2 separate regions of the Homo sapiens genome follow, and region 2 is linked to region 1. Evidence: chromatin loops called from intact Hi-C (ENCODE). Cell type or tissue: gastrocnemius medialis. All regions are shown on one strand. Each heading gives the region's core, and the rest is flanking DNA. Links, peaks and the distances in the headings are about the cores only. Region 1 overlaps CECR2 (CECR2 histone acetyl-lysine reader). Region 2 holds the start of CECR3 (cat eye syndrome chromosome region, candidate 3).

What was found. A loop is a pair of places that touch in the nucleus more often than their neighbours do. Peaks named below come from ENCODE experiments on the same cell type or tissue, not always from the same donor. Only the 100,000 strongest peaks of a DNase experiment are listed, where the experiment ranks them.
Region 2: a loop joins it to region 1, with 4 times the contacts of the local background. A loop is called at or near these places in 7 of 110 quality-filtered maps.

Annotation. Positions count from the first base shown.
Region 1 is chr22:17,494,269-17,509,209 of GRCh38, forward strand. It overlaps CECR2 (CECR2 histone acetyl-lysine reader), which reads left to right. Exons shown (of 19, transcript NM_001290047.2): 3 at 3,135-3,318; 4 at 5,142-5,281; 5 at 6,363-6,467; 6 at 8,814-8,863; 7 at 10,579-10,748. Among named protein-coding and RNA genes, the nearest start is that of SLC25A18, 62 kb to the right of the region's middle. RefSeq lists an enhancer at 22-638. In gastrocnemius medialis, for the core only: a CTCF peak has its summit at 7,617 (motif pointing left); no DNase peak of the experiment used is centred there; H3K27ac peaks cover 2,252 bases.
Region 2 is chr22:17,262,059-17,276,999 of GRCh38, forward strand. It overlaps CECR3 (cat eye syndrome chromosome region, candidate 3), which reads right to left and starts at 4,675. Exons shown (of 3, transcript NR_038398.2): 1 at 4,465-4,675. RefSeq lists enhancers at 1,471-2,297, 2,298-3,124, 7,445-8,433. In gastrocnemius medialis, for the core only: a CTCF peak has its summit at 6,539 (motif pointing right); a DNase peak (open chromatin) is centred at 4,811; H3K4me3 peaks cover 312 bases; H3K27ac peaks cover 2,962 bases.

The sequences.
Region 1 (14,941 bases), core at 3,039-11,038:
TATTTACTTTAGTAGAGACGGGGTTTCTCCATGTCGGCCTCCCAAAGTGCTGGGATTACAGGCGTGAGCCACCATGCCTGGCCAAACTTTTTCATTTTCAAATTCACCGTTACGACACTGTCTGCATTTTAATGTGAGTTTGAACTACTCTTTGCCCGGCTCCTCACTCTGGAAGGGTTGGTAGCAACTTCACAGACAATGGAGAGGCAGCCAGTCCAAACCCTGCAAGGTTCAAGCACTCAGTAATGGCCGGTGCTCGTGTGCTGAATGTGAATGCTGTAGTCCAGTGAGATTTGTGAGAGCCCTGATTGTTAGAACTGTTACGCTGCATTTTGATAAAGCTGCCATACTCATGTTTTCCCCAGTGAGATAGTAAGAGTAGGGGAAAGATGTTTCTTCTCTCTTTGAAAAAGCAAACTGTTTAAGTGTTTTTTTGTTTTTTTTGAGACAGCATCTCACTCTGTTGCCCAGGCTACAGTGCAGGGGCACAATCTCGGCTCACGGCAAACTCTGCCTCCCAGGTTCAAGCAATTCTCCTGCCTCAGCCTCCTGAGTAGCTGGGACTACAGGCACACGCCACCACGCCCGGCTAATTTTTGTATTTATAGTAGAGATGGGATTTCACCATATTGGCCAGGCTGGTCTCAAACTCCTGACCTCGTGATCCGCCCACCTCGGCCTCCCACAGTGCTGGGATTACAGGCGTGAGCCACCGCGCCCGGCAAACTGTTTAATTTCTTATTTGCCTAAGCCTTCTTAATTTTTTCCACAAATATTTCCTTTCACTTTGCTGCAAATATAACTACCATAGATTATAAGTCAACATAGTAGTTGCCTAATTTTAAAATGATACCAATAACTTCTTTAGGCCTCTTTGCTTATTAATAAGAAAAAACTTTTCACATCAAGCATGAGGTAAATTAGATCTTGATTCTTAATAGTTGAGATGTAAAATAACCATCTAACAAACAGCACATTATTACATGGAAGGCATATTTAGGTACTAATCAAAATACGTGGCTGGGCACAGTGGCTCACATCTGTAATCCCAGCACTCTGGGAGGCTAAGGCAAGCGGATCACCTGAGGTCAGGAGTTCAAGACTAGCCTGGCCAACGTGGTGAAACCCTGTCTTTACTAAAAATACAAAAATTAGCCGGTCATGGTGGTGGGCATCTGTAATCCTAGCTACTCAGGAGACTGAGGCAGGAGAATCACTTGCACCCAGGAGGCAGAGGTTGCAGTGAGCCAAGATCACGCCATTGTACTCCAGCCTGGGCTACAAGAGCAAAACTCCATTAAAAAAAAAAAAAAAACGGGTGTGGTGGCTCACGCCTGTAATCCCAGCACTTCGGGAGGCCGAGGCGGGTGGATCATGAGGTCAGGAAATCGAGACCATCCTGGCTAACACAGTGAAACCCTGTCTCTACTAAAAATACAAAAAATTAGCTGGGCGTGGTGGCAGGCGCCTGTAGTCCCAGCTACTCGGGAGGCTGAGGCAGGAGAATGGCGTGAACCTGGGAGGCGGAGCTTGCAGTGAGCCAAGATCGCACCACTGCACTCCAGCCTGGGTGACAGAGCAAGACTCTGTCTCAAAAAAAAAAAAAAAAAAAAAAAAGGTATTTACACCTGGATGTGGTAAGACGCACTTATAGTCCAGATGCTCTGGAGACCAAGGTGGGAGGATTGCTTGAGCTCAGGAGTTTGAGTCCAGCCTGGACAATATAGTGAGACCCCATATGGGAAAAAATATATTTAACACAATTATAGGGTTTCCAGACTGTACTGAAGAAAAAATTTAAATTGCCATCTAGGTGTCTTAAATGTTCTCTGCAGAAAAACTATCTTCAAATTTTAATATACAGACATGGGAGGATTGCTTGAGCCCTGGAGTTCAAGACCAGCCTGGGCAACATGCTGAGACCCCATCTCTGAAAAATCAAAGAAAGGACGGGCACGGTGGCTCACGCCTGTAATCCCAGCACTTTGTGAGGACGAGGCGGGTGGATCACGAGGTCAGGAGATCGAGACCATCCTGGTTAACACAGTGAAACCCGGTCTCTACTAAAATTACAAAAAGAAATTAGCCGGGCATGGTGGTGGGCGCCTCTAGTCCCAGCTACTCGGGAGGCTGAGGCAGGAGAATGGCATGAACCCGGGAGGTGGAGCTTGCAGTGAGCTGACATCGAGCCACTGCACTCCAGCCTGGGTGACAGAGCGAGACTCTGTCTCAAAAAAAAAAAGAAAGAAAGAAAAATCAAAGAAAAAAAATTTAGAATGCAGTGTTCATGCCTTAAAGTTCATGTATAATAGAATATGAAATTATAGTTGCATATCAGTGTAGCCATTTGTATTCTGGAGGACTTTCTGCCTTTGTATCTTAACCTGAAATATAAATTAGGTTAGGCCAACTATGCGTTTCTTTTTTCCTTTTTTCTCGCCACCTAAGTCATGAACCCAACTTTGTACTGTCTGAACCGCAGGGTGTCTTCAGTTGTACGCGTAGCGGGTGAGACTTTTGCCTCAGCTTCATAACCTACACATTTGATTATGCTTTTACCCATTCCACCAGAATGTGCTATTCGGGCTTTAAAGTCAACCTATTCTGTGAAAAACCCTCTTTATATATTTATCTTCCTTGATAGTTGACAAAACACAATATCCATGTAAGTAGGCTGAAACTTCATGAGGGACTTCCTGTTACTGTTTTTCATTTCTGCTTTCTGTGTAAAATTTGTCAACTGGGCCAAGCGTGTTACCTCACCCCTGTAATCCCAGCACTTTGGGAAGCCAAGGCGGGCGGATCGTGTGAGCCTGGGAGCTTGAGAACAGCCTGGGCAACATAGGGAGACCCCTGTCTCTACAAAAAATACAAAGATTAGCTGGGTGTGGTGGTGCATGCCTGTGGTCCCAGGTACCTGGGAGGTTGAGGTGGGAAAATCTTTTGAGCCCAGGAGAGCTGCAGTGAGCTGAGATCTTGCCACTGTGCTCTAGCCTGGATGACAGAGCGAGACCCTGTCTGTATAAAAACAAAAATCTGTTAGCTGTCAGATCATGAGTTCTCTCTCTCTCTCCTTCTCCCAACCAACCTATATTTTATATTAATGTATTTTTGTGTTTGGGGCCCTGGTCTAGGCCTCAGACATTCCACAGCTACCTAGAGGACATCATCAACTACCGCTGGGAGCTCGAAGAAGGGAAGCCCAACCCTCTGAGGGAAGCCAGTTTCCAGGACCTGCCTCTTCGCACACGGGTGGAGATCCTGCACCGACTCTGTGATTACCGGCTGGATGCAGACGATGTCTTCGATCTTCTAAAGGTATGCTTAACTGGCGAACCTTTCCCTGTAGCTGTGAAAAGCCAGCAATCAGAAATGTAGTCAGAACGTAAAACCCAAAGATACTAAGCCAGAGTTTGGCTTGTGGTACTAGTCTTGGTACTATTCATTGCCAATAACACTGTATGGAAAACCATGACTGCTGTAGCCACGGAGATGCAAGATGTACATCCCTATGGAAGTACGTTATTTTGGTCTAATTTCTAGTCTGGTTTCATCTTCCTTTACGTGCACTGAGTCCTATCTGCAATAGGTACAACCAGAGGACCCTGTTTGTTCTGTCATCAGCCAAACCTGCAACTAAATCCGCCACTGAGTTTTATTTTTCAGGGTGTAAATTTGATTGAAATATTTACTGAAATCTCCAAGAACTTGAAACCGTATATGTTAGTGAAGGTCATCCTCTACACACATCCACGTTACAAAAAATGTGTTGAAGGAAGCTGTGGCCATCTCTCTGTCCCCCTTGGTGTGGTTATCTGTTTAGAAGTATATCCTAGAGGGGGCCGGGTGCTGTGGCTCACGCCTGTAATCCCAGCACTTTGGGAGGCCAAGGCAGGCAGATCACGAAGTCAGGAGATCGAGACCATCCTGGCTAACACGGTGAAATCCCGTCTCCACTAAAAGTAAAAAAAAATTAGCCGGGCGTGGTGGCAGGCGCCTGTAGTCCCAGCTACTCGGGAGGCTGAGGCAGGAGAATGGCATGAACCCGGGAGGCGGAGCTTGCAGTGAGCCGAGATTGCGCCACTGCACTCCAGCCTGGGTGACAGAGCGAGACTCCGTCTTTAAAAAAAAAAAAAAGTATATCCTCAAGGGAGAGTGTGGGTTATTGCTTTCACTCATAGGGAAGTCAGTTTCTAATCCTGTTCCATCATCAGTGATTAAATGTGGTGATGACTTCTCAGTTGAGCTCTGGTTATGGGCACATTATAAAAAAATCATTGTGTAATTTAGCACGGTCTTTGCTGAGGACTCAAGGACTTCAGTAGCAGTGAGAAGGCCAGTACAGGTCAGCCCCCGAGGTAAATTGGGAGCCCTGTCACTGGAACTCAGCTGGAGTGAGAGGTCACAGGAGGTTATGCCGGAACTGCCACAGAGGATCCCATGGGGCAAAGCTTGCCCCGTGCCTGATCCACCCGGTTGTACTTGTCTTTCTTTTCGTGTGTGCTCACATAAAACAACCGCTCCCAGCCAAATCTGTAAACTGTTCATCAGGATTGCTGTTGGATTCTCTCTTTTTTGAAAAGGGAACAATGGTGGGGATAGGGAGCATTGTAATATTTCCATCTCTTGTTCCTCAAAGTAGGTACCACCTTCCCATTATATCCGTGTTTCTTATGCTGATTGAAAATTACATAAGATACTTGGACATTTTTATTTATTTATTTATTTATTTATTGTTTGAGACAGAGTCTCTCTCTGTCGCCCAGGCTGGAGTGCAGTGGCATGATCTTGGCTCACTGCGACCTCCACCTCCCAGGTTCAAGCGATTCTCCTGCCTCAGCCTCCCGAGTAGCTGGGATTACAGGCGCGCGCCACCACGCCCAGCTGATTTTTTGTATTTTTAGTAGAGGTGGGGTTTCACCATGTTGGCCAGGCTGGTCTTGAACTCCTGACCCCATGATTTGCCCGCCTCAGCCTCCCAAAGTGCTGGGATTACAGGCGTGAGCCACCACGCCCAGCGATACTTGGGCATTTTTAGATTTGAGTTATGCTTACGTGTAAATTTGGAATCCTCGTTCTGGTTTTTTCCTGGTGCGTTTTGTTCCCCATTTCCCCAAACCCCTTTTCCGTGCTCTGTGTAGGGCCTGGATGCAGACAGTCTCCGTGTGGAGCCATTGGGTGAAGACAATTCTGGGGCACTATATTGGTATTTCTATGGAACACGAATGTACAAAGAGGACCCGGTGCAAGGAAAATCCAATGGAGAACTCTCTTTGAGCAGGTATGTTCTTCAGTGTTAGGGCATGATAGCTACTGTATTAAAATGTCATTAAGATTAAATGCATCAGAATTCTACAGCACAATTTTTTTTTCCTAATGAAGGAATTCTCTAAGCATGCCTGCAAAGAGATGGTAAGGAGATACTTCATGCAAAAACAAAAAGGAATTAATTCTCTGCTACCAGAGGGGTTAAATATACTTTTTTAATCTGAAGTTCTTGATAGGAGGTTTCTGAGAAATGCCACTCCTCTTGCCACAGGCTATTTTAATATAGCAGGTTTCTTCTCAGCAGCACAATCATTTCACTGCAGTAACAATTTCATCTTGCATCATCAGTCCTTGAGATCTCCTTATTTCGACTAGAATTAATGATGTAGTTTATGCCAGGCGCAGTGGCTCATGCCTGTAATCCCAGCACTCTGGGAGGCCGAGGCGGGCGGATCACGAGGTCAGGAGATCGAGACCATCCTGGCTAATACGGTGAAACCCTGTCTCTACTAAAAATACAAAAAATTAGCCAGGCGTGGTGGCGGGCACCTGTAGTCCCAGCTACTCGGGAGGCTGAGGCAGGAGAATGGTGTGAACCCGGGAGGCTGATCTTGCAGTGAGCCGAGATCGCACCACTGCACTCCAGCCTGGGCGACAGAGCGAGACTCCATCAAAAAAAAAAAAAAAAAAAGAATTTAATGATGTAGTTTATGAACGTTAGTATCCATCAGTTTAAGAACAGAAGGAATTTAAATGATGCCTGAAACATAAGCTTTACTAAGTAAGGAAGAGGCCGCATTTCCATAGCATCCCAAAACAATGCTAACCTCTTATTTAGGCTTTCTTACTGCTAGGAGAATGCTTACTCTTCGGAAGGTGTTAGTTAGATCTTAAGCACATTTTAGTATTGCAAAATGTTAGTTTTCCTCAGATCCACAGTCTAATAATGAAGACTGGAAGTTGCTGTTCCCTTTTCCTTTCACTGCTACATTTAATCCTTTTTGGTAATCTCATGGCCAGAAATACTGTTTTAAAATCATATGTAGCAATGCCAATCCTGTGCCAGAACATTTCTATTTAATATTATTTATTAGGGAAAGTGAAGGACAAAAAAATGTCTCAAGTATTCCTGGAAAAACGGGAAAAAGAAGAGGAAGACCCCCAAAACGGAAGAAACTGCAGGAGGAGATTCTGTTGAGGTAAGAAAATCTTGTTAGTTGTGGTCATAGACCATGGCAGAAGGGACCTTAATTCATTTATTCCTTTTTCTTTATTTTGCCTGTGCCATGGGAAGCACATTATTATAGCAACCTGAAACTGAGTCCTTATGAAATTACCACATGTGCAGTACAGTCAGGAAGCCCTTAGTGTGTGACATCTGGCAAGTCACCTCCCCTCTCTAAGCGAGTCCTCTTACTAGACGATGGATGTGCACTTAATGAGGATTATATTGAACAAGACAGTTTTTTTCATTCTTCAATTTTATATTTAATTTTAGCAAAGAAAGATACTTGGGGGATTTTCTTTTATATGTCATTATCTTCTAGGAAATTTCACCATGTGAATCTTGCTATAGGACTTTTCAAAATCTGACCTATGCTGTGTAAATACACTTTTTACTTAAGGATCAGCTCTATCACTAAGCCTATTGAAGTGAGGCTGTATTCTTAAAAATTCTGATAACTCAGGACAAGTGGCTTCTTCCCTTCCTACTTAATCTAAATGCTTGAGTTAGGCTGAATTTCACCCTGTCACTTTTTAACCACTAAGAAATATTTCTGGGAAATCAGATTAAGAATATAGATCACTCAGGAGATCGAGACCATCCTGGCTAACACGGTGAAACCCCGTCTCTACTAAAAATACAAAAAATTAGCCAGTCGTGGTGGCGGGTGCCTGTAGTCCCAGCTACTCGGGAGGCTGAGGCAGGAGAATGACGTGAACCTGGGAGGCAGAGCTTGCAGTGAGCCGAGATTATGCCACTGCACTCCAGCCTGGGCGACACAGCGATACTCCATCTCAAAAAAAAAAAGAATGTAGATCACTCAGATCCTGATTTTAACTCAATCAGCATCCACTTAACTTTACAGAAGTTCAGCTTCAGATTGCAGCTGCCTATTTCTTGCTTATCCGTTTCTGTGACAAATGTCCTGTAATTACTTAACGTTTTATGTATCAACACCTGTTTCCGGGTTTGTTAGGATTTCACACGTCCTTCGATATTCAGAAAGCTGCATGATACCTGTCTCCGTTTCCCCATAAGTATCAAGAATCACAGTAGCTTAGGGTTGGGACTGTAGAATCATTTTAACAAGCATCCATGGACTTGTGCTACCCTCTACTGGTGACTTTTTTCCTTTAGAGCTGTGTGTGTAAGCCAGTATTTAAATATTTTTTCATTAAATTTAAAATTCAGTTTCTGGTTCACGCTGGCCACGTTTCAGATGCTCAGCAGCCACATGGTTTATTGGATAATGCCAATATAGAACATTTTCATTCTCATAGAAACTTTAATCGAAAACAAGCGAAAAGTCCACAGAGTGTCCTTTCTGTTTCAGGGATACAAGTGAAAATGATACTTCATCCTAATGCGTTATACACTTTGCATTTTGTCATTTAATCTCCAACGTCCCTGTGAGGTAGGCACTATTAATAGCTCCATTTTGGGGGAAAGTTAATTAACTTTCCTGAGGTCACATTGTAAGTGGCACAGCTTGAATAGAGGCATTCCCCCTTCGGAGCCCATGCTCTTAACCCTCTGCCTTAGGTAAGGATCAATTATAATAAATACACCTGTCTTCAGTGCGGCCCTGAATCAGGGAGGAGGACATTGGAATCCCTACAGTTCTTTTTTCTTGGCATTTAATTATTAACAGTTGCATCTCTCTCTTGACTGGAGCAGTGATAAAAAACAAGAACAAACAAACAAAAAAAACAGTGCATCTGTTTGATTTCCAAAAAAAGCTTTAAAAGTTACTGTTTTCTGGCTGGGCACGGTGGCTCACGCCTGTAATCCCAACACTTTGGGAGGCCAAGGCAGGCAGATCATGAGGTCAGGAGTTCAAGACCAGCCTGGCCAACATGGTGAAATCCCGTCTCTACTAAAAAATACAAAAATTAGCTGCACCTGGTGGCGGGTGCCTATAGTCCCAGCTACTCAGGAGGCTGAGGCAGGAGAATCATTTGAACCTGGGAGGCGGAGGTTGCAGTGAGCTGAAATCGCGCCATTGCACTCCAGCCTAAGTGACAGGGCAAGACTCCGTCTCAAAAAAATAAAAATAAAAAATAAAAGTTACTGTTTTCTTATGCATTGATACTGTTGCCATAACATAGGGTAGCTGTATGTCAGTACTTCCCTCCTAGACCAGCATGCCTGCATCTTAGTGTTCATTTATTCAGCGTTCCGCCTCCAAGCCTTGTCCCCTTAACACACACACATACACTCTCTTTGTGTTAAATTAATGGGTTCTACCATCCTGGGGTGGCACAGAACAATTTTGGACCTGTCTTTGTTTTAATTGGCACCTCTTTTTCCTGTGTTTCAGTGAAAAGCAGGAAGAAAATTCCTTGGCATCCGAGCCACAGACAAGACATGGTAATGTTCTTTACTGGCATTTAGAAAGAATTAAATAAATATGATTCATTTATGCTAGGGTGTTGACTCTTTTTCTAGAGTCATACAAAGTAAAGGTTATTGCAATAGCCTTTTACCTACCCCCTGTACTCTTCTTCAGTTCTCCTCCTCACACCTTATCCTGTGCCCAGCTCATCATCTGACTAAGGATTAAGATCAGAACTAGATCTTTTCACTAGTGCCCTGTTTACTGGGGACAGTGTAATAGACACCTTAACGTTGGAGTGAATAACCAGCTTCTCAAAGAGAGGTCTTTTTAATGTCAGTGCTTCATGACACAATGGTTTCCTTATAGGTTTACTACATACTGGTTTCCTACCTAGATTTTAATTTTGTAATCCAAATAACATAAAAATGGGAGGCACATACCAGTTTGCACAGTGTAGTTGAGGCAGGGTAGACTCAGCAAAGACTCAAAATCAAAACCATTTCTGTCAATATATTTAATCATTTCTAGACTGTGAATATCTATCTTGTTAAATTCACAGTAGTTATATTTGTATTGCCTTTAGACATTACATTTTTTTTTAGTTGTTAACAATGACTTTAACAGGAAAACCAGAAGTATACATTGTCAACTTTAAAGTCAAAAAGAGGCCATTGTGGCGGCTCATGCCTGTAATCCCAGCACTTTGGGAGGTCGAGGTGGATGGATCACTTGAGGTCGGGAGTTCGAGACCAGCCTGGCCAACATTGTGAAACCCCATCTCTACTAAAAATACAAAAATTACCTGGGCGTGGTGGCAGGCACCTGTAATCCCAACTACTCGGGAGGCTGAGGCAGGAGAATCACTTGAATCCAGGAGGCGGAGGCTGCAGTGAGCTGAGATGGTGCCCCTGAACTCCGGCCTGGACAACAGAGCAGGACTCTGCCTCTAAATAAATAAATAAATAAATAAATAAATAAAATTTAAAAGTAGGCCAGGTGCAGTGGCTCACACCTGTAATCCCAGCACTTTGGGAGTTCGAAGCAGGCAGATCACTTGAGCTCAGGAATTAGAGCCCAGCCTGGACAACATGGCAAAACCCTGTCTCTACGAAAAATACAAAAGTTTAGCTGGATGTGCTGGTACACACCTGTAGTCCCAGCTACTTGGGGGGTGCTGAGATGGGAAGATGGCTTGAGCCCAGGAGGTGTAGGTTACAGTGAGCTGAGATGGCACCACTGCACTCCAGCCTGGACAATAGAGCCAGACGTTGTCTCAAAAAAAATAAAATTAAGTAATAGGTCTCTTTTTTGAGTTCCTTATTTTATTTTTTTTATTTTTATTTATTTATTTATTTGAGACGGAGTCTCACTCTGTCGCCCAGGCTGGAGTGCAGTGGCGTGATCTCGGCTCACTGCAAGCTCCGCCTCCCGGGTTCACGCCATTCTCCTGCCTCAGCCTCCCGAGTAGCTAGGATCACAGGCGCCCGCCACCGCGCCCGGCTAATTTTTTTTTTTCTATTTTTAGTAGAGACGGGGTTTCACCGTGTTAGCCAGGATGGTCTCGATCTCCTGACCTCGTGATCCGCCCGCCTCGGCCTCCCAAAGTGCTGGGATTACAGGCTTGAGCCACCGCGCCCGGCCGAGTTCCTTATTTTAGTCATGACCCACAGTAGAAACAAAATTGAGAATAAATAAGGAAAGGTCCTCATGGGATCTCCTGTAGTGAATCCGTTCCTTTATTTTCTAGGGTCCCAAGGGCCAGGCCAAGGTACTTGGTGGCTCCTGTGCCAGACAGAAGAGGAATGGAGACAGGTCACCGAGAGTTTTCGCGAGAGGACCTCCCTTCGAGAACGGCAGCTCTACAAGCTCCTCAGTGAGGACTTCCTGCCTGAGATCTGCAACATGATCGCCCAGAAGGTGCGCCACACTCTCTGCTCTGTCCTCCTCAGTGTTAGGCCTGATGCTGCATTATTTAAGGATTATTCATGAGACCTTCCCCATACACCCCACTGTCCTGGAAATAGTGCAGTCTTCCATCCTGTCTGAACTCCAGTGTTAGAATGGGACCTCATGCCACCCCCTCTCCTTCACTGTGGGTCCTATCATGTTCTCCTTCCCCCAGAAAGTCCTCAGTGTCTACCACCCACCAATAGTGACGGTGGCTTTTCACAGCCTGGAACCAACTTTCCTTCTCCCATACACTCCTCAGGAAACATTCCTTGAGTCCCTGTGTAATGCTTTAAAAAAAAAAAAAATCTTGTGGGTTTGTCTTTGTCCTTGTAGCTCCATTGCCAGCCCTTTGCCTGGCTCTACCTGATTGTGTCCTCTTCACCAAATTCAGGGCAAGCTATAGTCTCATAAACCATATGCCCCATATTATCATGCATGTACACCCTACTTCATGCATTTTCAAACATCCTTCATCCTCTTTTTCCTTTTTTTTTTTTTTTTTTTTTTTGAGTCTCTCTCTGTCTCCCAGGCTGCAGTGCAGCGGTGCAATCTGAGTTCACTGCAACCTCTGCCTTCCAAGTTCAAGCGATTCTCCTGCCTCAGCCTCCTGAGTAGCTGGGATTATAGGCTCACACCACCACCACGCCCAGCTAATTTTTTGTGTTTTTAGTAGAGACAGGGTTTCACCATTTTGACCAGGCTGGTCTAGAACTCCTGACCTCAAGTGATATACCGCCTCAGCCTCCCAAAGTGCTGGGATTACAGGTGTGAGCCACTGCACCCGGCTTTTTTTTTTTTTTTTTTTTTTTTAAGGACAAGCTCTCTCACTTTGTCGCCCAGACTGGAATGCAGTAGTGTGGTCACAGCTCACTGTAGCCTCGATTTGCCAGGCTCATGTGATCCTCTCATCTCAACCTCCCAAGTAGCTGGGGACACAGGCTCGTGCCACCACACCCAGCTAATTATTTTTTATTTTTTGTAGAGACGAGGTCTTGCTCTGCTGCCTAGGCTTGTCCCAAACTCCTAGCCTCAATCTATCCTTCTGTCTTGGCTTCCCAAAGTGCTGGGATTATAGGCATGAGCCACTGTGCCCAGCTTTTATTGCTTTAAGACAGGGTCTTGCTCTATTTCCCAAGCTGGAGTACAGTGGTGCAGTCATAGCTCACTGCAGCCTCAATCTCCCAGGCCGAAGTGATCCTCTCGAGTAGCTGGGCCTGCAGGCACATGCCACCACGCCTGGCTAATCTTTTAATTTTATCTGTGCGTAGGGTTTCCCTATGTTGCCTGGGCTGGTCCTGAACTCCTGGGCTGAAGCACTCTTCCTGTCTTGGCCTCCCAAAGTGCTGGGATTACAGGTGTGAGCCACCACACCTGGCCCCCTCTCTACTTCCTTACCCATTTAAATACTACTCTCTCAAAAGCCTTACTTAAATGTCACTACGTCCATGAACTGTCCTTGTTTCCCCCAGCCTTTTGTCGCTTAACATGTTTCTTTATGCTTATTTTATATCTTTGTGAGTTCAGGCTTCTTCATCTCAAGGACCATGTCTTATCTTTTTAACAGCCACGACACTTAATGTCATTTCTTTTCATGTTTTTTTGTTTGTTTGTTTGTTTGTTTTGAGACAGAGACTCGCTCTGTCACTCAGGGTGGAGTGCAGTGGCACAATCTTGGCCCCCCGCAGCCTCCACCTCCTGGGTTCAAGCGATTCTCATGCCTCAGCCTCCCAAGTAGCTGGGACTATAGGCGTGCGCCACCATGCCTGGCTAATGTTTTTATATTTTTAGTAGAGATGGGGTTTCGCTGTGTTGGCCAGGCTGGTCTTGACTCCTGGCCACAAGTGATCCACCCACCTTGGCCTCCCAAGTGTTATGATTACAGGCGTGAGCTACCACGTTTAGCCTGCCTTGCCTTTTCTATGGTGGTTGGTTGATAATTATTCAGTTTGCTTATTTCATATCGATAATAATATTTCTGATTATTGATACATGTTAATAGAGGACCAGAAATATTTGACCACTTGCCAGTGAAATATGAAGAGAAAGTATTTGTAAATCATCACTGCAGTACCTACAGGGAGGCAAACATGTCAAATGTATTATTTAATTTATTGTAGATCTGGTGCTGTGTCTAACCCTTAAGCAGGTTGATGCTTTAGGGAAAGTCCTAGAAATTACCTTTCTCTAATAACGGGAACTTACAAACAGTGCTTCAAGACTTCCGCCGTCCTGGATGATCCAGAAAACCTCCGTTTCACCATCGGTGTACTTAAGTTCATGTACGATAATTGCATTCTGTTTTTGTGATCAGCAATTCACTGCAACAATTTTTCTAGGAATTAAAATATATAATCTAATTTTCTTAAAGTAACAATGATGTAAAGAGATAGTTTTTATGACTTTGTGTAACCTTGCATATGACTTTATTGATATCATCAGTCATGGCACATTAAATTATCTGGAAATATACCCAGTCACCTTAAGCCTTCTTTTATCATTTCTGCTTTTTTACTGCTATATTCAGCCTAACATTTTGGGGGATAGAAGAATTAAGGGGAAAAAAAACTTAAAGCATAAAACTGATGATTTTGATTAAAAATTTCAAGCATTGATTCTTTTCAAAAGGAGAAAAATTCAAATAAGGTAACCCTTAAATAGGGTAATCTTTAAATACAATTTTCAAGAACCATGGAGTTGCAGACCAGAAAGAAATAATGGATTTGATATTTTCAAAGAAATAGATAGTGCTTTTAAGTTCAAAAACCTCAATGAAGTCCTATTAACCAGAAGAATAGTATAGTAAGAAAAATCTAAATTGGGAAGTAGAAAATCTTAGCAGACTAATAATTAGGGAGTTCTCACAGAAGGATCGATTTATTCACAGGTAAAGTTTTCTAAACCTTCAAGGAAAAGATAACTTCCAAACATTTCCAAAATGAAAGAAATAACTGGAAGCTACTCTGTTCGTTCTGATATAGATATCTTTGAACGCCATACCTGATAAAATTAAACATACTCTCCTCATTCCATAGTATATACAATAATGCCCCAAGTAACCATGTTTTGGTCAATGACAAACCATTTATACCACTGTGGTCCCATAAGATTATAATTGAGCTGAAAATTTCCTATCGTCATAGCCTTTATGACACTGTAGCACAATTCCATTTCTTTTTATAAATTGAGTGCAGCCTGAATGCATTGTGTTTACAAGGTCTACAGCAGTGTACTGTAATGTCCTAACCTTCACATTCACACCACTCAGTCACGGACTCAGCAGAGCAACTGCCAGTCCTGCAAGCTCCATTCATGATAAGTGCCCTATCTCGGTGTGTCAGTTCTTAAATCTTTTATACTGTATTTTTACTGCACCTTTTCTATTTATGTATGTTTAGATACACAAATACTTTACCATTGTGTGTCTGGGATTGTAAGTAGTAGGCTACACCACCTAGGAGCAATAGGCTATATATCCTGTAGTCTGGGTGTGTAGTCGGCCCTACCATCTAGGGTTGTATATAGTAGACTACACCATCTAGGAGTAATAGGCTATACCCCATAACCTAGGTGTGTAGCACACTACATCGTCTAGGGTTGTAGTAGGCTATACCATCTAGGACCCTCAGGCTGTACCCCATAGCCTAGCTGTGTAGTAGGCTATGCCATCTAGTCCCTGAATTCTATATTGTTGAAAACATAACAAAATCACCTAAGAATGTGGTTTCTCAAAATATATCCTCATTGTTAAGTATAACACATGACTGCGTGTCAGATTGTTAATAGCGAGAAGTAAAAGCTGTCTTGTTACCAAAAGAGTAATGTTTGAGACTATCTTACTGGTAATACTGTTTTGCAGTCTTATCCAGTGTAACACAATAAAGAATAGTAAGATGCAACATTTAAAAATGTTGACCTGGGGCCAGGGACGTGGTGGCTCATGCCTGTAATCCCAGCACTTTGGGAGGCCGAGGCGGGTGGATCACCTGAGGTCTAGAGTTCAAGACCAGCCTGGCCAACATGGCAAAACCCCATCTCTACTAAAAATGCACAAATTAGTCAGGCATGGTGATGGGTGCCTGTAATTCCAGCCACTCAGGAAGCTGAGGCAGAAGCATTGCTTGAACTCAGGAGGCAGAGGTTGCAGTGAGATGAGATCGCAC
Region 2 (14,941 bases), core at 2,923-10,922, 230 kb before region 1:
AGCAACGTGCTCTCTGCTGTGCATGTGGGGAGGTCTTTCCCCCTTTCCTCTGAGGGCTCATAATCTAATAACAGATAAAAATAATTCCAATAAAAGGCCATAAATGCAAAATGTCTCATCCTTTCCACCGGCTTCAAAGTCAGGAAGATCTGAGTTTGAGGCTAGGTCCACCATTAGGAGTCCTTGGGTTACTCGGCTCATTTAATCTCAGTTTCTTTACCTGTAAAATGGTCATAATAACAACTGTGTCACAGGGTTATTTTAAGAGTTAAATGAGATTATATATGGGCTGGGTGCGGTGGCTCACGCCTGTAATCCCAGCACTTTGGGAGGCCAAGGCGGGTGGATCACGAGGTCAGGAGTTCGAGACCAGCCTGGCCAACATGGTGAAACCCCATCTCTACTAAAAATACAAAAATTAGCCAGGCGTGGTGGTGCACGCCTGTAATCCCAGCTACTCAGAGTACTGCTTGAACTTGGGAGGCGGAGATTTCAGTGAGCCAAGATTGCGCCACTGCGCTCCAGCCTGGGCGACAGAGCAAGACTCCATCTCAGGGGAAAAAGAAAAAAGAGTTAAATGGGCCTGGTGCAATGGTTCACACCTGTAATCCCAGTACTTTGGGAGGCCAAGGCGGGCAGATCACTTGAGGTCAGGAGTTGGAGACCAGCCTGGCCAACGCAGCGAAACTCAGTCTCTATCAAAAATACAAAAAGTAACAGGGCTTGGTGGTGCACACCTGTAATCCCAGCTACTTGGGAGGCTGAGGCAAGAGAGTTGCTTGAACCCAGGAGGAAGAGGTTGCAGTGAGCTCTGGCCTGGGCAATAGAGTGAGACCCTGCCACAAGGAAAAAAGAAAAGATAATATTTGTAAGACAATTACCATGGTGGTTGTCACATCATTAAGTGCAAAATAATTGTTAGTGGCAAGTATTTATTGGCTATAGTGCAGCAGGCACTGTGCTAGGCCCTGAGATAGTGGAGATGAGGGACAGGACTCCTGGTCTGCAGCAACTCACCAGCAGGTAGGGAAAGAAGCAGGGAGCAATGACAGTACCCTGAGAGGGCCGTGACAGAGCCAGGTGGGAGAGGCATCGACACGGGGAGGGCAGCAGGCGCTGACTGCGGGCTCAGGCAGGCATGTGAAGTAGTGACCGCACTGCCTGTTGAAGCAGGGCCAGTGGTGTTCACCGGAGTTAAGCAGACAGAGCAGTGGGGAGGTGGGAGAAGCTCAGGTGCCAATGAGCCCGACCCTCAGTGCTTCTGCAGAAGTGAATGCAGTCAAGCAAGGTGGAGTGTGCATGGGATGATGGTAAGAAATGAGCCTGAAGGTTGGCGTCAGAAAGAAGGGACGTACACAAGAAATGTTTCCTTTATATTAGACACACTATTTCCCTTTTTGACCTAACCACCAGGCAGCTCGGAACCAACTTTTAGGTTCAAATGTTGCAGCACTTCCTTGAATCCTACTTTTCTGATGGGCTTATTCCTTAGCCCCAGCTTTCTCTAGACCCTGGATCTCAACCTTTAATCTGGTTTTGGGGTTTCTGGCACTTGTGCCATTAATGATAAACTGCCTTGAATCTTTTTGGATACACTGAACATATGTGGTGTGTAAATAAACAAATGAACTATAAAATACAAACATGCACAGATAAGAGTGAAGTCAGAGCCTTTAGAGTGCGCTACGCCAGGGCGGCAGCATCCCTGGTGCCCGGTCAGCGCCTGGCACATCATAGGAGCGCAATCAACAGCGGGTGACACAGAATGGCGGCAGAGAACATTTCACCTAAAAGAAGGCTTCTCCACAGAGCACACCAGGACGGACCCCCAGAACCACTGGCTGGCTGTATCCCACCTTCAGGTTCTTGATTGGAGACTCCTTCATGTATCGTTCACTGATCCTTGTGGCTGAAAGTCTTGTTGCTCCAGCCAGATGGCAAACTACACCTCAAGGACAGACACTTGTCATACATGCCTGTGTCCCCCAGAGCTGCACCCAGCACAGAGCTGGTCACAAAGTGGCCTCCCCAAATTTCTGTGGCTTTAGCCTAACAAACACCTGCAATTCCTTATAGCTGAACAAAGATGAATGACCCTAACCCGTTCAAGTCAGGCTGGACTCCTTCCACTCTGATCATACATTTGGTTTTACAAAGCGCTGAGCGACAGGAAGAAAGAATGGCTCTTACTGGCCGAGTTGAAGGGCTTCGAGCACATTTTTCTCAACAGCACAATCTGGCTCCCTGACACAAAAGGCAGGGAAAGGAAGGGGCAGCGGCTCCCAATGAACAGAGACGGATGGCGGCCGGGCCTCTGCCGCCACTGCTGTGCCCACTGGGCAGACCAGCCACATCTCCTGGCTCAGGCCAAAGACTAGGGCAGATGACACATGGGGTACTCACAGGAGAGCTGTGCTCAGGGCTTCCTGCTGGCCCCGGAACCTTCCAGAATGGCCTCTCACACACTCCCCGCCCTCCCTCCTTCTCTCTGTCTCTCCCGGAACCTTCCAGAGTGGGCTCTCACACACTCCCCTCCCTCCCTCCTTCTCTGTCTCTCTCTCTCTCTCAGTGAAAGGACTTCCTTGGCAAGAGTGTCAGGTTTCAGTTGTCTGTGTCCTGGGAAATTACAAGATCTTTCCCCTTTCTCTTTTTAGCTAGGATTACACATGCAGAGCCATTTGGCTCCCCTGGCCTGCGCAGCTGCTGCCGGCCGGGCCGGGGGATCATGCCAGGCAGCCCAGCCAGAGGTGAGCTGGGTCACAGGGGTGAGCTGCCAGGCCTGCTCACCCCTCTTCTTGGTGTGATCCCCTCAAGTCCAATCCCCAGGGACCTTCCCCAGGAATGCTGAGAGCACCAGCTGTCCCGGCCATGTCAGGCATCTGGCCACCAGGTCTCCTTCCACTCCAGGGGCAACCACCGCCAGAGGGAAAAACGGAAACACCAGGTTATTTGTGATCTGCATACTCACTCCTCGTTTAGAGAGACAAGCAGGAGGCCAGGGGAATAGATGGGACTGTGGGAACAGCCAAGGGCAGAGGGTGAAGGGCGGCGATCAGAAGGAAAGACGGAATGCCCACACATTCCCTGCCGCTCCCGGCTCCAGCCGTGGAGGAAGCGGGGCTCGGAGGACATTGCACCAGACAGGTCTTGTTTAGAAAATTGGAAAAGAACAAATATTGATTACAAGAGTGCAGGAGAATGGGCCCTTCCATCATCAAAAACAGGTATTCAGCCAGGCGAAGTGACTCACGCTTGTAATCCCAGCACTTTGGGAGGCAAAGGCAGGAGGATCGCTTGGGCCCAAGAGTTTGAGACCAGCCTGGGCAGCATGGTGAAACCCAGTCTCTACAAAAAATACCAAAAATTAGCTGGGTGTGGTGACGTGTCTGTGGTCCCAGCCATTCGGGTGGCTGAGGTGGGAGGATTGCTTGGGCCCGGGAGGTCGAACCATGTTCACACCATGGCATTCCAGCCTGGATGACAGAATGAGACCCTGTTTCTAATAATAACAGTAATAATAATAATAAAATACATACTCACTAGCTATGACTCTGCTTTACAGGATAATTGGGGCAAAAATGTTCTTGGGTGAAACTGGGTAACCTAATTTGAAAGGTCTGGGAAACATGGCCCAATTTCAGCCTCGCTCGCCACTCACAGGCCAAGTGGAGGTTGCGGTTCATAACATACTGGACACTAGACATCACTAATGCCTTCATTCTACAAATGGGAAAACCATGGCTGAGAGGTCACCTGATCTCCCAAGTTCACTCAGAGACGTGGGGATGGGCCGAGCTCCAGAGCCTGGGCCTTGCCCTGCTCCACCCCATACAGCACGAAGTTCCCTGGCCAACTAAGGAAGGAGTGCAAGGTGACTGAAGAAAACAAAAACAAACAGAACTGACACAAAAAACAAACAAACAAAACTGAGTGCCAAAGAAGGAGAATTTGGGGGCTGAGGCTGTGGCTGCAGAGTGGGAGTGGGGATAATCAACGCTGGGCTCCTGAGTGTCTCTGGAAGGGCGGGCCCTGGTGTCCAGAGCGCCTGGTGCCCACCTTCCCCTTTCCCCCAGGGCCCCTGTCTGAGAGCTCTTCTACCCACTCCTGGCTGCTGGGGCACCTGATATTTTCCAAAACACAATTTTCACACCCTTAATAGTGGGCTGCGGAGGAGTCAGGATCAGAGCCTCTAGCTCAGATTTCCTTCCCTGAAAGGATACGGTCTTAGAAACTGCATGCTGTGCAGAGTCCTATCATTCAGAAGAAACACAAAACCCAAGCCCTGGGGAGTCACGTGGCCACCACGGATGCCCCGGCCTCGGACTAAGCTAAGGGCATTAGCCCGGGTGGCCTGTAGCTGCTCTGCAGCTCTGATCAGTCCTACAGACACATGGCACCCCCCACCTGTCACCTTTAGGACCCTCCAGTCAGGCCCCCTTAAGATGCAGTGTTCCCCATGCTCACCTTTGAGGCTTACTCTGCTGCTAAGGAAACAGCATGCAACTTCCCAGGGTTATGAGAAATAATTTTCCTAGGAATGTCACCAGCTGCAGACGCCCCTGTCATAAACTGTCCCAGCTCTAAGCCGCCTAGGGCTTTTATCCCCTCCTCTTAGCTACTCATTACCCAGCTTAATTAGGCCAGGAAATGCTGGCGCTGAAGACACTCTCGGCAGGAGGCAGGGCTGGAGGAGAGATTCTCAGCAGCGCCACTTCCTGAGGCTTGATCTGGGGGCTGGGGAAGGCTGTGGAGGAGGTCGGCTGGGGATGGCAGGCTGCGTCCTCCAGTGAACAGCTGCTGGGAACGAAGCAGGGATGCACGCATTTGCTCCCCAGGCCCTCCAGGGAGCTGAGGGTTGCACTTGTTTACGGTAACAGCACCGGATCTGAAGGCCTTGGAAGGCTCTGCCTGCCCCCACCCCAACCCTCCCATCTCAATTAACCAGCTTCACCACCCCACCCCCACTCTTTCCTAGGGAAGAGGTTGAAACCTCAGTTACCACTCACAATATTTCAGCCCCAACCCTGACATAATCACAGTCAAAGACCCAGCCTGAGATGCCTTCCATTTTCAGCCAGCCCCTGACCTTCACCCTGAACCACCTTGGTCATGCACAACCTCCTGGTTCTTCACTAGGTGGAACACAGGAATGGGGTTGCCTGCTATAGAGCTGTATGTGCTTCACCCAGTTTTGGAGCTTTCTGCTCCAGTGGCGTTGGAAGGGGAGTAGCAATGTTGAGGGTTCATAGAATGGGGTTTATATCAGACAGATGGGGGTCTAGACTGTAGCTCTGCCCCAGGTCATTCTGTGACCTTGAATATGCTATTTCATTTTTCTGCACCTAAGTTTCTTTAGCTGCAAAAATGGGGGTGCTAATATCGGCTTCTTGGGAGGTTGAGATGATCTTATATCCTTATAGTAGACACAGGCAAATGTTCAGTAAGAAGTGGCCGGTATCTCCGATGTGGGGCACTAGTTCAGAGGCCTGCAGTTACCAACTTTTCTTTGCTGGGAGGTATGGAAAGGGGAAAACTAGTATTAATGAGATCCCGCTATCTGTGGAAGGTATTCATACTTACACGATTTTCCTTTCATTTCCCAATTATCTGTGGAGGCTTTGAGATTTAAATGAGTAAACTGAGGCTCGGAGAGGGTAGGAGGGTGAGTCATGCCTCATGAGTGGCAGAGCAGATCATACAACAGGGCTACGGCAGATGCCCAGGGCTGCTGAGTCTGGGACTGCTTCGTGGCCTGGAAATGTCAGAATGACACCAGTCTAGGCCAGGCGCAGTGGCTCAGGTCTGTAGTCCCAGGACTTGGGGAGGCCGAGGTGGGCGGATCACTTGAGGTCAGGAGTTCGAAACCAGCCTGGCCAATATGGTGAAACCCGTCTCTACTAAAAATTCAAAAATTAGCCAGTTGTGTTGTTGGGCGCCTATAGTCCCAGTACTCAGGAGCCTGAGGCACAAGAATCGCTTGGACCCGGAAGGCAGAGGCTGCAGTGAGCTGAGATCAAACCATTGCATTCCAGCCTGGGCGTCAGAGCGAGACTTATCTCAAACAAACAAACAAACAAAAGAATCACACCAGCCTAGAGCGAGTAGGATGACTAGAATCTCAGCAGCCACAGCACCAGGTGGATCATCGCCCTGGAGAGGGGAATATGAGGGCTGAGTCACAGTGTCATCCAAAAAGGACTTGTCAGCCTCTGCAGAGGCTGCCTCTCACCTGCGGAACACGTACCCACTGTGCTGTAAGTCCTGGAGCAATTTGCTTCAGCCTTCTCAGGTGTATGGTTTTATGCCTTGGCTTTTCCATTGTGTCCACATTTTCTCAGAAAATGCAAACTTCTTGAGAAGTGACCTCATTTCCCTCACCTGCAGCAAGACAAACGTAATTCTTGGCACTCAGATATGCAATAGTGCTGTGATTTTAACTTTTCTATGTAACTGTAACTTTGAAAAGTACTCTCCCATTCCACCAAGCAAAAAAAGAAAAAAAAAAAAAAGCCCCAGGGCAGGGGTGGAGGGATTGGGGCGTAAGGGGAACCTCCAATTCCATCCAGAGGAGGGCACTAGTCCATCTGCTCAGGCCCTCCACACATCGAGGTGCTCCTAGGTCCCCAAGAAAATCTCTTGATCCACCCAAAGAATCCCAAACTACTGACCATTGGTTTCCAAGGTCCATGAGTCATGACACTCTTAGACTTACTTAGCTGGTAAGATGCTTCTCATTTGAAAAACACAAAATCAAGAAAGCTCCTGGCTGAGCAGCTAGAGGCATAAGAAACCTTGGAATCCTAAACCATCAGGGTCTCTGGCTTTGTCAGTCTCTGTTGGGATCCTAGATAAGTGAAGTCAGGGGTAAAGAAAATAAATCGGCAGCTTCCCAGGGTGCTGGAAAGGCTGTCAGGCAGAACTTCCTTCCATGTGGCTCCAGGGAGCAGAACTTGGGTAAAGCTTCAGAAAGGCCGCTGTGGGCTTCACATGCAGCTGTTCCTAACCCCTGGGGCTGTCAGGAATTCTGTCTTGCTAAGGAAGGAAGGCCAGGCAGTGCAGGTGCAGGTGGGGGTTCTGGGGAGGTGGGTGCTGGGGGACTGTGCACCGAGGAAGATGTGGGGCCCTCAGGGTCACACCTCCCACCCCCAGAATTCTACAGACAAAGATGCTGTGATGTATAACTAGGAAAGGTGAAGGTGGGGGGACAGCCACTGAAACAGAGCCAGGATGTTGAGCTCTAACCCAGGGATTTTCCTCTCAACACCATCTGGGGCACGCTTTTAGAGCATCTCCCCTCCCCATTCACTCTACACCTCCTTTCCACCCACCGGGAGGCTCCATCTTCCTCAGTTGACTCCCACACAGAGGCAGAAGAAGGAGAAGCTGCCTCCACCCTGAGGAGCTTGGGGGCAAACATCTGCTCCCTACCATTGTTTCCCCTTATTTAGTGGGTGGGAAGGACCTGGCAGAGCTCTTCAGCCAAATCACACACCCAGGTGGCAGTTTGGTGAACCCTCCTCCAGGGTAACTGGGGAAAGCTGAAAATGCCTGTTGGCCTGACAGGGGTTTTCAGAGTGTCACTCCCATGCTGAGTGGGTGGGGCGGAGAGGTGACATTCACCCTCCTCGGCAGCACCCCTTATGTCCCTCGTGTGTTCTCCGGCTGCAGAGCCCAGTGAGGCTATGCAGTGACAGATAGTCACTTGTGCCTCTCTCTCCCTTCTGCTCCCCCCCGCCCCTGCCACTTCTACCCACCCAGGCTTGCAGCAGAGGGCCTGGAGTCTTGGGTGTGGGCAGGTGTTTATCTCATCAGACAACTAAAGTTTTGCCAGGGCTGGGCTGCGGGTTCACGCATTCACCTGCTGACCTGCTTAGGAAACACAGGGCAGGGTTTTGTTCCAGTGCCTTCCTGGCAGCCACACCCACTTAACACCAAATTCCCAATGCCAGGTCTGAGACAGAGGGGATCGCAGTGGAGACTGCACTCGCTTCAGCAGTTACCAGCTCTGGTAATATCTGTTGAGCAACTGCTCCATGGCAGGGCTGGGGAGGTGGCCCGTGAACAAATTGGCCAGGGCAGGTCCCTGCTCCGACCTGTGGTGCTTGCAGTCACCGTCTGGGGAGGGACTGCAAAACCACACAGACAGTACGACAGACGGTGCACCATGAGGAGAAGGTCTGGCTTCCATGAACATGTGCCACAGCGGGAGCAAAGTAAATGAGATTGGAGGGGGCCAGGAGGAAATGACATTGAAGCTCAGAGGAAGAGAATTTAACCAGGACTGGACTGTCTTCCGGGGGCGATCAGAGCAAAGGCGCTAAGATGACAGGAGCCACTATGCGTCTGAAGAAGCCAGGTGGGTGCTGACTCACAGTTCTTATTCTGGTCTTTCTCATGACTTACCTGTGGCCTGACCCACAGCCCTTCATTTCTCCCTGGACAACGTGGCTGTCCAGAGGAGAGGAGACTGGGCGTCCAAAGTACTGCCAGCCCCTGCGTTGTTATTATCGATTACAACGTGTTATTTCCAGCTTCTACCCTCTCCACAAAAAAAAGAGCCTTCTGGGAGAGGACACCTGCCCAGACATAGCCTGGACTCCGCAGGGGTTCCCACAAGCACATCCAGGCTCTGTCATTCCCTCCTTGTAGATGATCTGGCAAATTTGGAGTTTGACTCCTAATTCTGCTGCCTCAATCCCTGCCCCTCCCCTCACATGAGCACTGTGGACGGTCGCATGTGCGCTTCCCCTGTTGAACTCAGACACGCATGCATGCCAAAGGGAATCATACATTTCTTCTAGAATTTATTTTTCTTTTCTTTTTTTTTTTTTTTGAGACAGAGTCTCGCTCTGTCGCCAGGCTGGAGTGCAGTGGCTCAATCTCAGTTCACTGCAGCCTCCGCCTCCTGGGTTCAAGCAATTCTCTGCCTCAGCCTCCCAAGTAGCTGGGATTACAGACACCCACCACCATGCCCGGCTAATTTTTGTATTTTTAGTAGAGACAGGGTTTCACCATCTTGGCCAGGCTGGTCTTGAACTCCTGACCTCGTGATCCACCCACCTCAGCCTCCCAAAGTGCTGGGATTGCAGGCATGAGCTACTGCACCTGGCCTAGAATTTCTTTTAACTGAATAATTTATCTTCCATTAATACATGTGCTTCTATCCTTGTTTGTTTTTCGTTTTTGTTTTTTTGTTTTTTTGAGACAGAATCTCGCTCTGTCGCCTAGCCTGGAGTGCAGTGGCGCCATCTCGGCTCACTGCAAGCTCCGCCTCCCGGGTTTACACCATTCTCCTGCCTCAGCCTCCTGAGTAGCTGGGACTACAGGTGCCCGCCACCACGCCCGGCTAATTTTTTGTATTTTTTTTAGTAGAGACAGGGTTTCACTGTGTTAGCCAGGATGGTCTCAATCTCCTGACCTCGTGATCCACCCCTCTCGGCCTCCGAAAGTGCTGGGATTACAGGCGTGAGCCACTGCGCCCGGCCCTCTCTTTGTTTTTATTTTTATTATTTTTATTTATTTATTTATTTTTGAGACAGAGTTTCGTTCTTGTCGCCCAAGCTGGAGCGCAATGGCGCTCTCTCAGCCCACTGCAACCTCTGCCTCCCTCATTCAAGCTATTCTCCTGCCTCAGCCTCCAGAGCAGCTGGGATTACAGGCATGCACGACCATGCCTGGCTAATTTTGCAGTTTTAGTAGAGATGGGGTTTCTCCATGTTGGTGAGGCTGGTCTCGAACTCCCAATCTCAGGTGATCCGCCCGCCTCTGCCTCCCAAAGTGTTGGGGTTACAGGCGTGAGCCACCGTGCCTGGCCTCTCTCTTTGTTTTTAACTGCTTCATTGTTTTACTTAGTCTGGATGTCATAATTTATTTACTTGTTTGTTTGTTTATGTTTTTAGAGTCAGGGTCTTGCTCTGTTGTCCAAGCTGGAGTGCAGTGGTGTGATCATGGCTCACTGCAGCCTCGACCTCCCAGGCTCAAGAGATCCTCCTGCCTCAGCCTCCTAAGTGGCTGGGACTACAGGCATGCACCACCATGCCACCAAATTTTATATTTTTGGTAGAGAGGGCCTTGCTGCTTTGCCCAGGCTGGTCTCAAACCCTCAACCTCAAGCTATTCTCCCACCTTGGCCTCCCAAAGTTGCAATTACAGTTCTTATCCACCAGGATGTGATGATTTATTTAATGATTTCCTTATTGATAGATATTTTGGGTCCCCCTTACCTTTTATTTATTTCTCTCTTTTTTTTGTGTGCTATTTTACCTAGGGTTACTTTTTAATAAGGTGAACTTAAGGTGGGTTGGAGTTCAGATTTTTTTTTTTTTTTAGAAAACTTACAACAGATAAAGATGAGGAACCCACCACTAACGATGTTGAATTTGTTTTTGTTTTTCTTGTAATAAGTCCTATTTGGAACCTTGGCCCATTTGCTACTGGGCCAGCCCCCTCCTGCTAGGATGACCTTAGCCCCCTGGGCCAGCCCTGCTTCCCCAGTCCCTACCCCCTGGTGCAGTGGTGATGAGACACCTCCCTCTGCTTCCTCTGAGCCCTCCTTCGACACTGATAGGCCGGGCTCACCCTTGCAGGGCTGGAATTTGCCAAGCTTGCCTCCCTCCCTCTGGGAATGAGCACTCCCCACCCCTCCCCCTTCATTTTCTCTGGAGCCTTTGGGACAAACAACTCTCTAGGACGGAGCTACCTCCTAAGGGAGGCCCCTCTGGCCTCTTCCCTGGCATCTGTGACCACCTGCGTCTGCCACAGCTTCTCTGGTCCAGCCTGACCTGATGAGTCTATTTGTACTTCCTCACTGTCTTCTTTGAACCTTGATTTCTGAGGAAGTTTCCAATCCCACCCCCAGCCAGAGTCCTTCCTGTTCTCTCATGATGTTTCTCCCCAGCTCAGGGCCTTTTGTTTTCCACCCCAACCCTCCCTGCAAGTTTGTCCCCCTTTGCCAGGAGCTCTCCAGCCCAGCAGCCTCTCTTCTTACTAATCTCTTTTCCAAACGCTGTCTTCTGTAGCCAGGTCTACCCAACAGAAAGTGAAGAAGGTTGGCAATTATCTAATGAGTCCACACAATGTAGACAGCCAATTAAAATATCCTTGACACAACCAATCCCCTCCGCTTTGTTGAAAGCTGAACTCCAGTGAGGCCTGCCCCTGACAAAATCTGTCACACAATCTAGATGATTGGGGTGACAAGAACCGATGTTTATCTAACTAGCAAGTGAGAATTTCAGCTTTCTCTAGGTCTGGCTGCCATCTCTCCAAATAAAGGATAGTCCAATGTACCCACAAACAAATAAACGAAACAAAAGAGAAAACACACACCACAAAAACTGCTTTCTTAGAGTTGGTGTCTAATTGTGAACTGAAGTCCACCCTCAAAATAGGAATTTCTGTGGAAGGTACTGTTTTTGTGGTGACTCGAATCCCAGCGTTCTATCTGTAGGTGCACCCTGGTGCAAAACACAGTGCACAGTGGAGTGCTGTAGCTTTCGCGTCTCCAGGGACTTTGACGTCCCTCCCTCTTGCCTTGTTGAAAAATTCAAACTAGAAGAATCCTATGAAATAAAATGCAATTAATAAGCACTCTTTAGGTGTTTAGGGTTGGTTAAAGACAGAAGCCAGGGCCGGACGCGGTGGCTCACACCTGTAATCCCAGCATTTTGGGAGACCAAGGCAGGCAGATCACCTGAGGTCAGGAGTTCGAGACCAGCCTGATCAACATGGAGAAACCCTGTCTCTACTAAAAGCAGAAAATTAGCTGGGCGTGGTGGTGCATGCCTGTAATTCCAGCAACTTGGGAGGCTGAGGCAAGAGAATCACTTGAACCTGGGAGGCGGAGGTTGCGGTGAGCCAAGATCACACCATTGCACTCCAGCCTGGGAAAGACAAGAACAAAACTCTGTCTCGAAAAAAAAAATAGCTGGGCGTGGTGGCGGGAGCCTGCAGTCCCAGCTACTTGGGAGGCTGAGGCAGGAGAATGGTGTGAACCCGGGAGGCAGAGCTTGCAATGAGCTGAGGTTGCGCCACTGTACTCCAGCCTGGGTGACAATGCGAGACTCCGTCTCAAAAAAAAAAAAAAAAAAAAGAAAGAAGCTACTTCTCTGACTGCACAGTTATCTTCTATTTGACAATTTGAGTCAGAACATTTAATCTTCCACTTCAATTATTTACAAAACACTTAAATTATTTTAGTTATTTTCTTTCTTTCTTTTTTTTTTTTTTTTTAGTAGAGACAGGGTTTCACCGTGTTAACCAGGATGGTCTCGATCTCCTGACCAAGGATGGTCTCCATCTCCTGACCTCGTGATCCGCCCACCTCAGCCTCCCAAAGTGCTGGGATTACAGGCATGAGTCACCGCGCCCGGCCTATTTTAGTTATTTTATTAAACTGACACTAGATGTATTATTATTATTATTTTTTTTTCAGATGGAGTTTCACTCTTGCCCAGGCTGGAGTGCAATGGCCCGATCTCAGCTCACTGCAACCTTCGTCTCCCGGGTTCAAGTGATTCTCCTGCCTCAACCTCCCAAGTAGCTGGGATTACAAGCACCCGCCACCATGGCTGGCTAATTTTTGTATTTTTAGTAGAGACCATGTTTCGCCATGCTGGCCAGGCTGGTCTCGAACTCCTGACCTCAGGTGATCTGCCCGCCTCGGCCTCCCAAAGTGCTGGGATTACAGGCATGAGCCACCGTGCCTGACCTCATTATTATTATTATTTCCTTTTATTATTATTATTATTTTTTTATTGAGACAGAGTATTGCCCAGGGTGGAGTGCAGTGGCACAACCTCAGCTCACTGCAACCTTCATCTCCCAGGTTCAAGTGATTCTCCTGCCTCAGCCTCCCCAGTAGCAGGGATTACAGGCATGTGCCACCACACCAAGGTAATTTTTGTATTTTTAGTAGAGACGGGGTTTCACCATATTGGCCAGACTGATCTCGAACTCCTGCCTCAAGTGATCCATCGGCCTTGGCCTCTCAAAGTGCTGGGATTACAGGAGTGAGCCACCGCGCCAGCTATTTTTTTTTTTTTTTTTTTTTGAGACGGAGTCTAGCTCTGTCGCCCAGGCTGGAGTGCAGTAGCACCATCTCAGCTCACTGCAACCTCTGCCTCCTGGGCTCAAGGGATTCTCCTGCCTCAGCCTCCAGAGTAGCTGGGATTACAGGCCAGCACCACCACGCCCAACTAATTTTTGTATTTTTAGTAGAGACGGGGTTTCACTATGTTGGCCAGGATGGTCTCCATCTCTTGACCTCATGATCCACCTGCCTCAGCCTCCCAAAGTGCTGGGATTACAGGCGTGAGCCACTCTGCCCAGCCTTTCTTCCTTTTTTTTTTTTTTTTTTTTCAAGACGGAGTCTCGCTCTGTCGCCCAGGCTGGAGTGCAGTGGTGCGATCTCAGCTCACTGCAACCTCCGCCCCCACGCCGCCCTCCCCGCCCCGCCCCGCCCCGCCCAGGTTAAAGCGCTTCTCCCGCCTCGGCCTCCTGAGTAGCTCGGATTACAGGCACCTGCCATCATGCCTAGCTAATTTTTTTTTTTTTTTTGTATTTTTGTAGCGGCGGGGTTTCACCATGTTGGCCAGGCTGGTCTCTAGCTCCTGACCTCAGGTAATCCGCCCGCCTCGGCCACCCAAAGTGCTGGGACTACAGGACTGAGTCACCGCGCCCGGCCTTATTTTGTCTTGTTTTAGAAAATAAACCAATAGGCCAGGCGCGGTGGCTCATGCCTGTAATCCCAGCACTTTGGGAGGCCGAGGCGGGTGGATCACGAGGTCAGGAGCTCGAGACCAGCCTGACCAACATGGTGAAACCCCATATCTGCTAAAACTACAAAAATTAGCTGGGCATGGTGACACATGCCTGTAATCCCAGCTACTCAGGAGGTTGAGGCAGGAGAATTGCTTGAACCCGGGAGGCAGATGTTGCAGTGAGCCGAGATCATGCCACTGTACTCCAGCCTGGGTGACAAAGCGAGACTCCGTCTCAAAAAAAAAAAAAAAAAAAAAAAAAAAAAGAAAGGAAGAAAGAAAGAAGATAAACCAATACAATAATACAATAGCTGGGTGCAGTGGCGCATGCCTGTAATCCCAGGACTTTGGGAGGCCGAGATGGGTGGATCACTTGAGGTCAGGAGTTCGAGACCGGCCTGGCCAAATTGGTGAAACCCGGTCTCTACTAAAAACACAAAAATTGGCTGGGCATGGTGGCACGCGTATGTAGTCCTAGCTACTCTGGAGGCTGAGACAGGAGAATCACTTGAACCCCAGAGGAGGAGATTGCAGTGAGCCGAGACATGCAACTGCTCTCTAGCCTGGATGACAGAGCGAATTCCGTCTCAAAAAAGAAAAGAGAAGAGGGGAGGGGAGGGGAGGAGAAGGGAGGGGAGAAAAGAAGAGAAGAGAAAAGAAAAGAAACCAGTAGTCTACCAGGCACAGCAGCTCATGCTTGTAATCCCAGCACTTTGGGAGGCTGAGGCGGGAAGATCACGAGGTCAGGAGTTTGAGACCAGCCTGGCCAACATGGTGAAACCTCATGTCTACTAAAAATACAAAAATTAGGCAGGCATGGTGGCATGCACCTGTAATTCCCACTACTCAGGAGGCTGAGGCAGGAGAATAGCTTGAACCTAGGAGGTGGAGGTTGAAGTGAGCCGAGATGGTGCCACTGCACTCCAGTCTGGGACAGAGTGAGACTCTGTCTCAAAGAAAAAAAAGAAAAGAAAAGAAAAGAAACCGATAGTCAAAACCTTCTGATAATTTTTAAAGATTTGACCATTAATTTTTTTTTTTTTTTTTTGAGACAGAGTCTCACTCCGTTGCCCAGCCTGGAGTGCAGTGCCATGATCTTGGCTCACTGCAACCTCCACCTCCTGGGTTCAAGCGATTCTCCTGCCTTAGCCTCCAGAGTAGCTGGGATTACAGGTATGCAC